2 separate regions of the Mus musculus genome follow, and region 2 is linked to region 1. A link is a contact called in ENCODE Hi-C data. All regions are on one chromosome and are shown on one strand. Each heading gives the region's core, a stretch centred on a gene start or an enhancer-like site at or near the end of the contact. The rest is flanking DNA. Distances are from core to core; before and after follow the strand shown. Region 1 holds the start of Cr1l (complement component (3b/4b) receptor 1-like). Region 2 holds the start of Cr2 (complement receptor 2).

Evidence for each region. Hi-C counts contacts between places; a loop is a spot of excess contacts on that map.
Region 2: a map of v-Abl transformed pro-B cells shows a loop between it and region 1 (2.9-fold over the local background). The contact joins the promoter of Cr2 here to the promoter of Cr1l in region 1. A Hi-C loop is called at or near these places in 3 of 37 maps with a recorded cell type or tissue (Patski and v-Abl transformed pro-B cells).

The regions. Positions count from the first base shown.
Region 1 is chr1:195,129,118-195,136,420 of GRCm38, reverse strand. Cr1l (complement component (3b/4b) receptor 1-like) reads left to right here and starts at 4,851. Exons shown (of 10, transcript NM_013499.2): 1 at 4,851-5,233; 2 at 6,412-6,591; 3 at 7,175-7,274. The coding sequence starts at 5,116. It overlaps Gm32313 (a long non-coding RNA gene), which reads right to left and starts at 4,977. Exons shown (of 3, transcript XR_865921.3): 1 at 3,463-4,977; 2 at 1,833-1,954; 3 at 1-1,491.
Region 2 is chr1:195,172,665-195,179,967 of GRCm38, reverse strand. It overlaps Cr2 (complement receptor 2), which reads left to right and starts at 3,249. Exons shown (of 26, transcript NM_001368765.1): 1 at 3,249-3,415. The coding sequence starts at 3,358.

The DNA.
Region 1 (7,303 bases), core at 3,602-6,101:
CTGTGTACCCAGGTGCTGCCAGCACTGCTGGGATTTGGGAACAGGGCTCTGCGGGTTTGAGCTTTCCCTCTCCAGGCAGGAAGGAGGAAGGCTGAGACCTTGATGGAAGCAAAATTCCAAGTGACTGCCAATAGTAAGGACAGCTTGGAAGGAAAAAGCCCTTCTCTAAAAGATTTAGGATATTTATGCTGAAGGCCTTCCCTGAGGAGGTCCTTCATGAAGGAGACAGTCCTTGCTTGTCCAAACTGTTTTTATTTGATGGCAGCGGTGAATGCATACACCTTACCCAGGGTAAATCAGGCATTAAATACCTTTTTTGGAAAGGAAAGCCCAGGAAGGTATGCTCATTTGGCTAAACATTTGGGAGCCTATCTAGAAACTGCATTAGCATGGAGAACTCCAGGTTTTAATGTTATGTGACCCATTGTCATGGTCCTCTCAGGGCAGGTGACATGGTTACGTGTTCCGGATCAGGTAATTTTCCAGGGAGTGGGCTCCACACATACCATTCTAAATTTTAAGATTCCCTGGGGTTTGAGCCTACTCAACCTTAACAGTTCTTCTGTCTGGTGGCATAGTTCACTTGCCACACATTCTAGTACATATTGCTTCTGTGGTCAACAATTCCTTCAAACAGGCCATTTAATAGATGTGCTTTATCACCTTAGGACAAAAGCATGCAAACAAACCATTGGAAATAGTAAAGGAAATGAGAAGACAGTAAAACCTGCAGTGTCTGACTAGTTTTGGAGCTTTGGATAGGAATAATCTACCTCAGTGTTTCTTAGACGGGATGGTTTTGTCTAGAGTCATTGTGGTAGTTAAAACTAGAGGAGGGAAATACACCTGGTACCCAGTGGGTAGAGGACAAGGCTGCAGGCAAACACACTACAATTCACATGGAAGTCATTTATAATGAAATATTTAATTGATTAAAGAACAGTGGGGACATCAAGCAGAATTACATAGGTTGCTAAAACTTAGGAAACTCCCCTTGTGATCAGATACTAGGGAAATCTGGGTTCCCTCTTGGAGTTCTTAATCTCATTAATAAAATAAACCAAGAATGGAATCAAACAGGAGCTCAAGGACAATTTTACTAAACTTTCACAGAAACTGTTCCCCAGACTCTGTAAGTTGTAGACCTCAGCAGTTACCCAGAAGAGGGAAATAGAGAAGAAAACAATTCATGCCAGTTGAGTTATACCATCATGGAGGTCAGCCATATTGTGGCAGGCAATCACACGGTAGAGAGGATGTCTGTAGAAAAAGAGTGAAACACAAAGTATTTGGGAAACCTAAAGTGTTAGGGAAAGTATGCTTAGAAGAGAGGTAGAAAGAAGGACTGGAGGGATGGCTTACTGGGTAGGAGTACTGGTTGCTATTCCAGAACACTAGGCTTCAATTCCAACTCCACATAATGCTAACACTCCACATAATGTAACTCCCAAACTGAAGAGATCTGAATCTCTCTTCTGGTCCCTGTATGTACTGAACATAGGCAGTGCACAGACAAACATGTATTCAGGCAAAAAACATCCATACACATAAAAGCAAGTAAATAAAAATGTAGAAACAAACAAACAATAACAACAACAAAACCAAAGAAAGAAAAGAAAAAGAAAGAAAATGAAGTCATTCTTTTCTGTGTGCTTCAAAAAAGTTGGTGACTTACAAATCAACAATAGCTATACTCTGTAAAAGATTATAATGGAGCATGGGGCGGCGGGGGGGGGGGTGTAGAAATTTCGGGAAGGCAAAAAAAGCAAAGTATCTCATTTAAGTGATAATTTTTCTAACTATCTCTTTAGCACGGCTTTATGTGAGCCTACCTTTCTAGAGGCGGTCTTTTGGCCAGGTGATTGATCTTGTCCAACTGGAATATTAGTCATCTATACAGGCCAGGTATTTTAATTTTTTGACCAGAAGGATTATCCCTTAATACGTTGTTATCCTAGCACAAGGATCGAAATGAAATAAATTGTCATTAAAGTAATGGGAAGGCTAGGCTGACTCCATGATAAGCTTCAGATTGGCAGTTCAGGGGACGAGGCCTAAATCTCTGTTTCCAAGAACTGGGCAAATCCAGGCAAGTCTAGGCCTCAGAAGCTGCCCTGCCACCTGGCCTGAAGCAAGGACAATGGGTCAGCAGCAGTTTCCAGACTTCCTCAGCAAGTTTCCAGACTTCTCCAGCAACAGCTTCTAGCCCCTCCAGGTCCCAGCAATGGAGTATCATTAGAGATAGCCAAGATTAAGATAGAGGTCACCTAACCCTCCCTGGAATTCCCCTAATGTGCTTTAAAACAGGCCTGGGAGCTCACTTTGGGATCGCTCTATCTTTGTAGATGGTAGACCCCAGCATGCTGAACTTCTGCAAAATAAAACACTCTTTGCGTTTACATATTATTTGAGACTGCAGTATCATTCTTCAGAGAATCAGGGACCCTGTCTTAGTCAGGGTTTCTATTCCTGCACAAACATCATGACCAATAAGTAAGTTCAGGATGAAAGGGTTTATTCAGCTTACACTTTCCACATTGCTGTTAATCACTAAAGGTTGTCAGGACTGGAACTCAAGCAGGTCAGGAAGCAGGAGCTGATGCAGAGGCCATGGAGGGATGTTACTTACTGGCTTGCTTCCCCTGGCTTGCTCAGCCTGCTCTCTTATAGAACCCAAGACTATGAGTCCAGAGATGGTCCCACCCTCAAGGGGCCTTCCCCCTTGATCACTAATTGAGAAAATGCCTCACAGCTGGATCTCATGGAGGCACTTCCCCAACTGAAGCTCCTTTCTCTGTGATAACTCCAGCCTGTGTCAAGTTGACACACAAAACCAGTCAGTACAGTCCCTTACAGTAAGACCAGTTGTCACTAATTCTTCGTTTTTCACTAGCCACACTCAGCGTTAGAGCAATGGAGGCAAAATAATAGAGAATTGAAATTTTTGTTGTTCTGTCCAATAAGTACTGTAAGTGAAGGTGTATATAAAATGGTGACTGTAAGGATGGAGCACAAACTTAATCTAGCAAGAGACCAGTTGTGGCAGGTCTATGGGTTTGCAGACACTGTGAAATGGAGATTTTGAGAATCAGGACACTGGGAGTGAACCAGAAGGGTAGGACTTGTGGTTAAGAGGGATAGTTAAGCTCATGGAGAGGACACAGTTATAATGACAGTTCTAGGATATTCTCATGAGCCTTGGTGGCATAGTAGAGTGGAGGACAAGATCATAGGCAAAGATAATTTAAGGAACGGTGAAGCCAAGCATGTGGAAAAAAGTTTCTGTAATCTTTGAAGCCAATGAGGAGTGAGAGAAGAGGAGCATTGTTGGAAGTAAATATCAGCCAGGAGCTAAACCCATCAAGGACTCAGGGAAGAAAGTGGATGCTAAAATGTAACCTCCAAACAATGTGGGGATAGCAGTGTATTCTGATAGCATATGGTGCAAGAAAGTATACTTACCTGCAATATAACTTCTTCCATACTTTTTCGAGAATAACTTAAATTCTAAATCCAAAGTGCTAGCAGGACTGGTTCCATATGAAAGCTTCGGGGAAGAATCTGCTTATTTGTTCCACATTTTAGAGGCTGCTATCATTTGCTCTCTGGAGGCAGCAACTTTGATCTCTGCCCTCATTGTTCTTCCTCTCTGATTTAGGACTATGTTCCTGTAAGGTTCCTTAGGGTTATTAAGCCCACTTTGGCAGACAGGATTACCTCCCCACTTAAATGTTCTTGATTTAATTTAATTAGCCATTTCTTTTCCTGCCGTATAAAGTACCTATCACAGGTTCTGAAAACAGAATGTGGACATGTTTGTTCGCATGTCCTATTTCTCTCTTGGAATATTTGAGTTCTTAATTCTATTCCCCAAACTTGGCTCTTTATATTTGTTATTTCTAGAAGCACTACCACCAATCTCTGAGTAGGGCTCTCTCTCTCTCTCTCTCTCTCTCTCTCTCTCATTAGTATTAAGAAAGGAATTAAAATTCAGTGCAAATCCTGTTTATTCCATTTCTGAAAACTTATTAATTGTTCATCTGCCATCAAATCTCACTTGGATGATGGCAAGGCCTGGCTTCGCTCCCTGATTCATTACTGCACTATCCTGGTCTAGGCTGAATAGCACTGACATGGTTGTGAACAAAAACTTCCGGAAAGAAACTGCGTCTGACTGTGAAAGGAAATTCCTGAAAGTTAACTGTTTCTGCAAAGACTATTGGCTGATTAGAATTTCAGTACTCTGGAGAGATTGCAATTTTGCTGGTCCAGAGACCAATAATTACCTTATCTTGGGCTAAGTCAGAACTAACATCATGATACAATAGATACAAAACAAACAAACAAACAAACAAACAAAACCACAAACAACCTTTTAGAATCTACTGACTTATCAGGCAACTAGCTTCTACCAATACAAAAGCCGAGTGCCATTAGAGTCATCCTGAGCCTATAGAAAAGCTTCCACTACCTGCTTCTTGTATGTACCCAACAATATATTTTAAACTTGCCTTAATTTGTGACTTTCTCTGCTCTGTAAAACCACAAAAACTTTATGAAACTGCTTCCATGAAATTTGGGGTGACCATATCATTGTTCCAGGGTCATGATCACTCAAAATGGCTTCAGAATAAACTCCTAATCCTTTTAAGATGAGAGCTATGGTTTTTACCTTTCATTTTTTGTTTCCAGCGGCACGTTACATCCGAATTCATCATAAGGAAATAGGTTCTTACTGTATACTAGACAGGGTATGCAACTGTCAGCTCACTGTTGCAGATTAGGGTTAGGCTCCACCCTTGCAGATTTTTAAAAGGAGTAAGGCCGGGCTATATGCAAACCGAGTTCCCATAATGCCTTGTTTTCTTTGGAGTCGAAGGTTCCTGCAAGTGGAAAACTTCCTGGAGCTGACCTACTAGGTATTGAACCAGTTTCTGCATTGCTGAATCAATCTCCCAAGGGTAATTCCACAGAAATCCCAGGGGCTTGGAGTAAACAAGACCGCGCCTAGCCCAGCTAGAGGAAGTTTTATTCCGGAACCCAGCGCCATTTCTGGGTGGGACTGCTTTCTACACCATTTGCCGTAAAACGTTGTTTGAGAACGGTGTGAGGGGAATGGAGGTCTCTTCTCGGAGTTCAGAGCCTCTGGATCCGGTGTGGCTCCTTGTAGCCTTCGGCCGGGGAGGAGTCAAGCTAGAAGTTTTGCTGCTGTTCTTGCTGCCATTTACTTTGGGTGAGCTGCGGGGAGGCCTGGGGAAGCACGGACACACGGTTCACCGGGAACCCGCGGTAAATAGGCTCTGCGCAGACTCCAACGCTGGTCTGGGCTGCCTGTGAGTGCTCAGCGCCCCTTTCCCATGGGTGAGCGTGGGGCGCCCTCTACCCAGATCTTGGGTCGTACGCAGCCGGCAGGAACGCGTGGTCTCCCAGCTGCTTGTCTTTATTAGCTGTACGCTGTGCTTTTCTGTGCTGAATGTAGTGAGAGAAACGGTGTGGGGAGCAGGGGGTTGCAGGAATATTGAGAGATGCAATTTCTAATCCTAGAATTTGGTTATGAGGAAAGTTAATATTTTTGTGTTTCCTTATCTGTGAAATGGAGATATTGATGTCTTTCGTGGTATTGGTATTTAATAGGTGCCATCAAATATCTAACCCAATTTCAGCTCCTTAATTTATTTCTATCTTGAGACATTCCCTATGCACTTTCTCCGAAGGCCTAGACAAACAGGCCCAGGGATACAGTTTTCACACAGTGAGACTGTGTACTTTATCTCCCACCCCAAATCCTCATTAACTCCCTTGAGCTTCCACTTTAAGGAAGGTCCTTCCACTCCCACTCCAAGGTAAGATTTGAAAAGCTAGCAAGCCTCAAGGTGCAATGAAATATTTGCAAGTAGAAAAGACTGTAGAATTTACATATTAAATTTTACTGATGGTTAAGAACAAAATAGAGTGCCCATTTTACCCACCATGAAAGTTCTAATTTCCCTTTCCTTTCTCCTTAATCAGAACTTTCTAAGAGAAAGACTTCCTTGAAGTCTTTTGCATTGTTTGTTTTTTATTGTATTTCCAAAGTTAAATGAAAATGATTTTTTTCCAACATATAGTTATTGGTTACATATTATTTGACTCTCTCTGCCACATAATTAATGCTGCTAAGACTTAAAAGAAAATAACTGAGTCTAGAAGTTAAATCAAAATATGTATTGGAAAGTACATTAACAAAATGAAATGCAGTTTCATTTTTTAAATTATATTATTTTTTCCCCGTTGACCATAGTACTGATCCATTCCTGAGTGCCAGAGAGGAGGATCATGCATGGTCCATTGTAGCTAGCTGGAGAACTGAGAGTATGAGGGATGATGCAAGTTCTTTTATCCAATGTAATGTTGCTGTGTCTCATTCAACAGGTCACTGCCCAGCCCCATCACAGCTTCCTTCTGCCAAACCTATAAATCTAACTGATGAATCCATGTTTCCCATTGGAACATATTTGTTGTATGAATGTCTCCCAGGATATATCAAGAGGCAGTTCTCTATCACCTGCAAACAAGACTCAACCTGGACGAGTGCTGAAGATAAGTGTATACGTGAGTAACTGCAGAAGAGGCTCCTTTGTGCCAAATAGTAGAGTCGGCCTCAGTTTGTCTGGATTTTAGATTATGACTCATTATTAGTAATCTTATCTAAGGTATATAGTACATGTGGATCATCATTCTTGTCAGTCAAGTCTTTTTAACTGTGATTCTGTCTTCTCAATTGTTAATAAATTTAATAAGAATGATTGTCACAGGGCATGCTTAAGAGAAAATATCATCAGAATATTTCACTTAGGGTGTCTAACTTTGCACAAGTGTCATTAAGTAATGATTCTGAAACAAAGTGTATTTAATAACTAAGAGATGAAAAATGTTCAGACTTTAAGGCCAATAAATTAGAATACTTAGAAGAATGCTTCATGTTTTAGGGAGCCACTGTGTGAAAATAAGAAAAAACTTGGATGAGAGTTCTTTTGGAAGCTAGTGTCTGATGAATTTCCCCAAAGTGGCAAAAACTTTGAAGTATTACAAATATATATATTCTACAGTAAGTTATAATCAGGTTAGAAATTCATAAACTACAGAAAGTTCAGTTTACTGTACTTGGTTCCAAAATTCTGTTTCTTTTTCATAGGAAAACAATGTAAAACTCCTTCAGATCCTGAGAATGGCTTGGTACATGTACACACAGGCATTCAGTTTGGATCCCGTATTAATTATACTTGTAATCAAGGGTGAGTTGGCAACAACATCTCTTCATTCA
Region 2 (7,303 bases), core at 2,000-4,499, 45 kb before region 1:
AGTAATGGTTGAATGTCATTTGGGAGTCATAAGTGTACTAATAAAGTAGGACAAATTTTTTTTCACAAAAATAGGTAAATTCCTCTTACTGGTTTAATAACATTCTCATTATGGTGAAATATATATATGATATAATATATGTATTTTCTTCACTTACATTTCAAATGCTATCCCCTTTCCTAGTTTCCTCTCTGAAAATCCCCTATCCCCTTCCCCTGTTCCCCAACCCATCTACTCCTGCTTCCTGACCCTGGCATTCCCCTATACTGGGGCATAGAACCTTCTCAAGACCAAGGGCCTCTCTTCCCATTGATGGCCGACTAGGCCATCCTCTGTTACATATGCAGCTAGAGACACAAGTCCTACCATGTGTTTTATTTGATTGGTGGTTTAGTCCCTGGGAGCTCTGTGGGTACTGGTTAGTTCATATTGTTGTTCTTCCTGTAGGGCTGCAGACCCCTTCAGCTCCTTGGGTCCTTTCTCGAGCTCCTTTATTGGGAACCCTGTGCTCCATCCAAAGGATGACAGTGAGCATCCACTTTTGTATTTGTCAGGCACTGGCAGAGCCTCTCAGGAGACAGCTATATCAGGTTCCTGCCAGCTAGCTCTTGTTGGCATCCACAATAGTGTCTGGGTTTGGTGGTTGTATATGGGATGAATCTCTAGGTGGGGCAGTCTGTGGATGGTCATTCCTTCAGTCTCTGCTCCAAACTTTGTCTCTGAAAATTCTTCCATGGGTATTTTTCCCCCTTCTAAGAAGGATCAAAGTATCCACACTTTGGTCTTCCTTCCTCTTGAGTCTCATGTGTTTTGCAAATTGTATCTTGGGTATTCTGAGTTTCTGGGCTAATATCTACTTATCAGTGAGTGTATATCATGTGTGTTCTTTTGTGATTGGGTTATCTCACTCAGGATGATATCCTCCAGATCCATCCATTTGCCTAAGAATTTCATAAATTCATTGTTTTTAATAGCTGAGTAGTACTCCATTGTGTGAATGTACCACATTTTCTGTATCCATTCCTCTAAGACAAAAAAATCATCAATGATCTAAAATTAGGGTCAAAATTTGGTTTTTAAATGAGGTACTTAAAAAGTTGTAAACTATTCCTCCCCAAAGTATTTGTTAATAATAAGGTAACTTTAATAATATGATAATAATAACTTGTTAATATGTTAATAAATATCATTTGTTAAAGGTAATAATGATTACTAATAAAATAAAAATAAATAATAGTAATTTTATACTACAGAAACTTGACAGAAACCTGCTTATGTGATAAAAATTACTACTACCAATAAAAAGGACCATCAGGCAACATGTACCTACAGATAAGCACATAGCACCTATCCCATGATATCTCTACCTCAAAATATAAAATTTCAACCTAATTGTGAAAAAACATATCAAACCAAACTGAGTGATGCTGGTAACCAGCCTTCATGATGGTGCCCCTTCATCTCTGACTCCCAGTATTCCCATTCATGCATAGTGTCTCTCTGGCACTGAGAAGGGTTGATATTTGTTATCAGTAGATTATTCTCAAAGTATTATGACTGCTGGGGATTATGGAAGACATTCTGGCTTAGATCTTTTTTGATCTAGAAGAAGTTAGCTGCCATGAGGTGAGAATTTTCAGTTCCTGCTACCCAGCAGCCCAGTGACCACATGGTGAAGAAATGAGGAATCCAGTCAACAGCAACTGAGCGTCTTCTGTGTGACTTTTCCTGTCCCAATCAACTGGATGACTGTAGCGCAAGCTCTCATTTGGACCATAATATCAGGGGAGATGAAAAACTGCCAGTCTAGCTAAATTGACTCCAAATCATGATAGTACAAACTGGAAGGTACTATTTAGTCTCGCTTAATCCACTACTAATCATAGGGTAATTTGTTACTGTACTGTATAGTAGACAAATGATTTAAGAGCCATTTTTAGAAAATACTCTAACTATGTGTAGTTCAAAGATATAAAAAACTAACAACAAAAGAAACAACAAAATTCCAAGAGGTTGACAGGGCTCTGTTTGTAAAGCTATTTGTCAAGCAAGCATAAGGGCTTGAATTCAGATTTCTAGAATCTAGGTAAAAAGCTGCAGCCAATTTACCTGTAATCCTAGTGCAAGAGAGCCTGACACAGGCAGATGGAACTTACTGACCATCCAGTTTAGATAACCTGCAAGTTTAAGGGTCAGAGAAAGGCTTTGCCTCGAATAAGGGGGTGGAAAGCTGGCAAGAAAGACATTGATATTAGCTTCTAGTCTCCACACATCTTCATGTACACGTGCAAACCACATAAAACACACACACACACACACACACACACACACACACACACACACACACACATGCACACACACACACCTCCTACTCCCAAAGATCTTTTTCAAATTAAAGAAAGAGACATGGAAACTAAATATATAACACTGAAGTGTGGATAGTTTTGTTATTCTTATCATGCCGTAACAAAGATTATTGAGATATTCATCAAAACTTGAAGACAGTAAAAAATTATGAAAAACTACCTTACCAATATTAGTGTCTTGTAATTGATCATTTTACTATAGTTATATTGTCCTTATTTTTAGGAAATACACATTAAAATACTTAAAGAAGAGATAAATGTCTGTAATTTATTTAAAAAGTCAGAAATAACAATTACATAACACAATTGTATAGTCAAAATATATACTTTTATATATCTTTATAATTATATAGAGATAACATTTCTAAAATATTAACATTTAGAAAACCCCTTTACAGTTATACAGAAATTTGAAATTTCACTGTTTACACTAGAGTAAAAAGATTGTAATGCCAGGCAGTGTTATTTCTGAATTTCCACTTTAAGTAAAATAAGCTGTTTTCTCAAACTGAGAGTTGATTACATTAATGGGGTTTGAAACTGAATTAACTGGAACAAAACCCCAAACAGGTTTAAAGAATACAATACTGTAAATTAGCATATCATACGATCAGTAGGCATGAGTATTATTTTGTGAAATTCTTGTTTCAGATGTAGGGGGGTGGGAACGAGAAAGTTAATGTACTTGGCTGCTCAATCAACAAAATATAGGAAAGCCAGGCGTCGCAGAACCCAGCCTGAACCAAAAGCAGACTTCCCGGGGACCGCCCCTCTCTGCCTCTTCCGCCCCTAGTCACCTGCAGTTGTGCTTCACAAATCTTCAGTACCCAGCGCCACCGCGCGGAGCCGATGCTATTTAAGGGTCTGCTCCCCACTGCTTACAGCCAGCCGCAGGCAGCCAGCCCCGCAGGCAGCCAGCCCCGTCCTCTTCCTCTCCTTGCTACAGGCTCACAACTCACAGAGCGCAACCTGCCATTGGACTGCTGCACACATGGGATCCTTGGGTTCGCTCTGGGTTTTCTTCACTCTCATCACTCCAGGAGTTCTTGGTGAGCTGGGCACGGGAGCTCAAATACGGGAATTCCACCAGGGCTGGGAAACTTTCTGTGCCTACACAAAGGCTAGAGGACAAACCAGGGATGTGGGGCCAATGCTGGATACTTGGCTGTCCCTGACACCTTTGGAGATCCCTCTGTCTCCTGATGCAGAACGTCCCCACCTCTTCTGGGAGATGGATTATCACCATAGAAGGCTGAGACACTTATGGTCGCTTTGGAATGTGACTGCTGCATTGTTTTTGTTTTTGTTGTTGTTGTTGTTGTTGTTGTTGTTGTTGTTGTTTTTTGTGTGTGGGGGGGGTCTGCTCTCTTCTCCCTGGATTCCAGTCTCCAGGGAATTCATCAAGAGCTCACACAGTAGTGTCCCAATCTGTGCTCAAGAATTACAGACCTGCATGTGCCTCTTAGGCATGGAGCCACTGCTTCGGTTTTTAAAAAGAGTAACACCTGATTCTCCAATGTGGGTCTCAGATTTTTTATCTTTGATAGTATGTTTAAAAACTATCTTCAGTTAGTTTTTAAAGTTGAACATGAATTAAAACTATGACTTCTGTAGTGGTGTGTGCTTCTGTAGGTTCTCCTTCAGTGTTCTCTGTAAGTGGTGTGTGTGTGTATGTGTGTGTGTGTGTGTGTGTGTGTGTGTGTGTGTGTGCATGTGTGTGTGTTGTTGTTGTTGTTTCACAGATTGGCTTGCTTTTAAAGTAGTACCATTTATTCTGGTAGTGAAGGGATCAGGTATAAGACATTTACTGCAAAAACCTCAATGCTGAGTGGATTTTGGCAAGTCTCAGTATAACTTGTTCTCATAGTGAATAAATTCATAGGTTACTTACAGTAAACCTCAATGGCTGCGTGAATTTGGCAAGTTGGTTAGAGCCCTGACCCTCAGTTTTTCATATATAAAGTCAGAAATGAGCTGTGCTAACATCCCATGAAGGTGAAAGAAATCAGGAGCTGTCAGAGAAATTAAGTCAATTGGCACTTGACTGTTGACACTAAGGTAGCCGTTAGCAGCTAAGGATGGATCTGGTTGTTATAGGGTCTGAATATTATGTATTAGTTCTGCTACAATTTCTACTGGAAAATCAATTCTAGGGATGGCTGGACCTTATTTCATGTTCACTGATGAATATTTTATGCTCAGTACAATACTTTGGTTAACATACATGACTCTCATTTTTAAAAAAAATCATCCATATCCATCAGATAGCCAGGAAACCCAGTATTAAGGCATTTGATGATAATTCTCAATAATGATTTCCCTACTTCCTGTCTTCTGACCAACTTTTCAGATTTGTTTTTATTCTACATATAAATCCTCCATCTACTTCTAAATGATTTCTAAATCATCCGTGTAAAGCCTTTTACATCTAAATAGTTAATCTCTCCCTGTCCTCCAGAAGAATTTTCAGTGTTAGTCACTACTCCGATCTTCACTCCAGATCCTAGAAAGATGTAAAGAGAGAAAAGAGACTCATGAAAATTCCTATCATGTAATAGCTTGTAGGCTAGCCTTTCTTTTTCTTTGAAAAATCATTAAATGTGTTTATTTGTTTATCATTTGTGGGAAGTGTGTTCATTCAATGGCATGTGCTTGGAGGTCAGAAGACAACTCATAGGAGTTCGTTCTCTGCTTTTTCCACGTGGGTTCCAGGGATTAAACTGGATTGGTCATCAGGTTTGACAGCAGTGCCTTTTTACCTGCTCTCTTTCACTTTCTGATTGGAGGAGAAACCAATCTCTGGAAATTCTGTACTGTGGCCTGGAAGGTGGGCAGTTTCAATACAGTGTGAGATCTCCTTACTAGAGATGAGACTTCTATTAACCCTCATGCACAAAGTCTGATTCTTGCTTCATTTTGGCATGGAAAGTCACATTGTAAAGTTTCCTCTTCTATAGTTTCCAGATCTTGTATCTCTCTTGGTCTTTATTGTTGAGTTTTATGAATTTAAATGTTTTTCCATATTGTAGAAGATAATTTTTTGTCCTTATTTACAATTGATAATCACAGATTATTATTTGATTAGAATAACTGGTAGAAGTCTCATCATGTTTTGAAGATATCTATCTTCACTGTTTTTCAGCCTTCATTTTTCATAGAGACTTTCTTGATGTTTTTCACAGAGTATGTAGTTGGGGAAATTGGTGGGAATTAATGGAAGAAACTAAAGAATTACAAAAGAGGAAACTACAGTAAGATCTGGCTCCTAACAGTGGTGACTCTTTTTCAATTCCCCAGTAGAAGCATGGAGTTAGAGAAGGCTGATCTGACTGTGGCCTTGGGAGCTTGGTGAATGTCTTTGAGTCAGCAGGCAACCACTGTTTAGCCTTCACCTGTACCTGCCTCACACTTTTGTGGGAAAAAATTTAAATTTGTAAATTTTCAGGTATATTTCTTTCTACTCTTGTAGGGTTTCACAAAGTGGTACTTTTTGTCTAGATTCCTCTGATCTGAATAAGAGTGAACTTCTGGATCTCTGCAAATAAAGTTAAGGAGGTAATATTCACTCCTATATAGAATTTTTTTTTAGAGCCATACTCAAGTGTATGGATGTTGCAATGGCCTTTATTTCTTTTTTTATTAGACATTTTCTTCTTTTACATTTCAAATGCTATCCCCAAAGTACCCTATACCTCCCCCCCTGCCCTGCTCCCCAACCTACCCACTCCCACTTGCTGGCCCTGGAATTCCCCTGTACTGGGGCATATGATCTTCACAAGACCAAGGGCTTCTCCTCCCATTGATGGCCGACTAGGCCATCTTCTGATACATATGCAGCTAGAGACACAGTTCGGGGGGGGGGTACTGGTTAGTTTATATTGTTGTTCCTACTATAGGGTTGCAGGCCCCTTTAGTTCCTTGGGTACTTTCTCTAGCTCCTCCATTGAGGGCTCTGTGTTCCATCCAATAGATGACTGTGAGCATCCACTTCTGTATTTGGCAATGGCCTTTATTTCATTGCTAATGACAAGTTCTTTTCTCTGATATATCAGAAAGCTTTTACTAGCTATTTTGGGGTTTCTTTACTCTAGTTTGTTAAAATAAGAAAGCAAATATAATGAGAAGTAGAGTACTAGAGAGGTTGAGGTAGAAGGACTCTAAGATCAAGGTTATATAGTGAGACTTTATCTTATAAAGCCATAAATAATAAATAAGCAAGTTCAATGACAAATGAATATGTTTTTCTCTATATGATAAAGTTTAGTGATTAAGATAGTTATATAAATCAATTAAAGTGATTTGATTTTATAAGATCTTTGTGGTACTTTAGTTTCTTATGGTAAATGTTTTATTTATAAGATTTTTACTTGTAGGGCTGGAGATATGGCTCAATAGTTAGAGCATTGTTGCTCTTGCAGTCAACCAGGGTTTGGTTCTCAGCACCTGCTTGGTGCTTCATAAGCACCTGTGACTCCAGTTCCAGGAGATCGATCACTCTAGTCAGGACTTTGCAGGCACTGAATACATATAGTGGACATATACATACTCGTAGGCAAAACATTCTTAGACGTGAAATAAAAAATAAAATCTTCAAAAAATAAAACCTTTTAAAGATGCTTTTTACTTGTGTACTTCTGCTTTTATTTTAAAACCAGGGAGTATATTTTTTGTTTTTATTGTGTTCATTATTGCTTGAATGTACAATATATCCCACATGCTCATGTATTTGAATATTTGGTTTACAACTGATTTGTAGAACCTAGAGGTTATATTCCTTTTTTCACTTCTAGTCAAGCCTTTTTGTTTCCTGATTGATGTCATGTAAGCAGCAGCTGTTGCAGATCCCTTCCCAATGGACTAAGCTGGTCTAGTCATGTACCTTCCCTACCATGATCAATGGTGTACCCTGGAGTATGAGGCAACTAATCTCCCTTCCC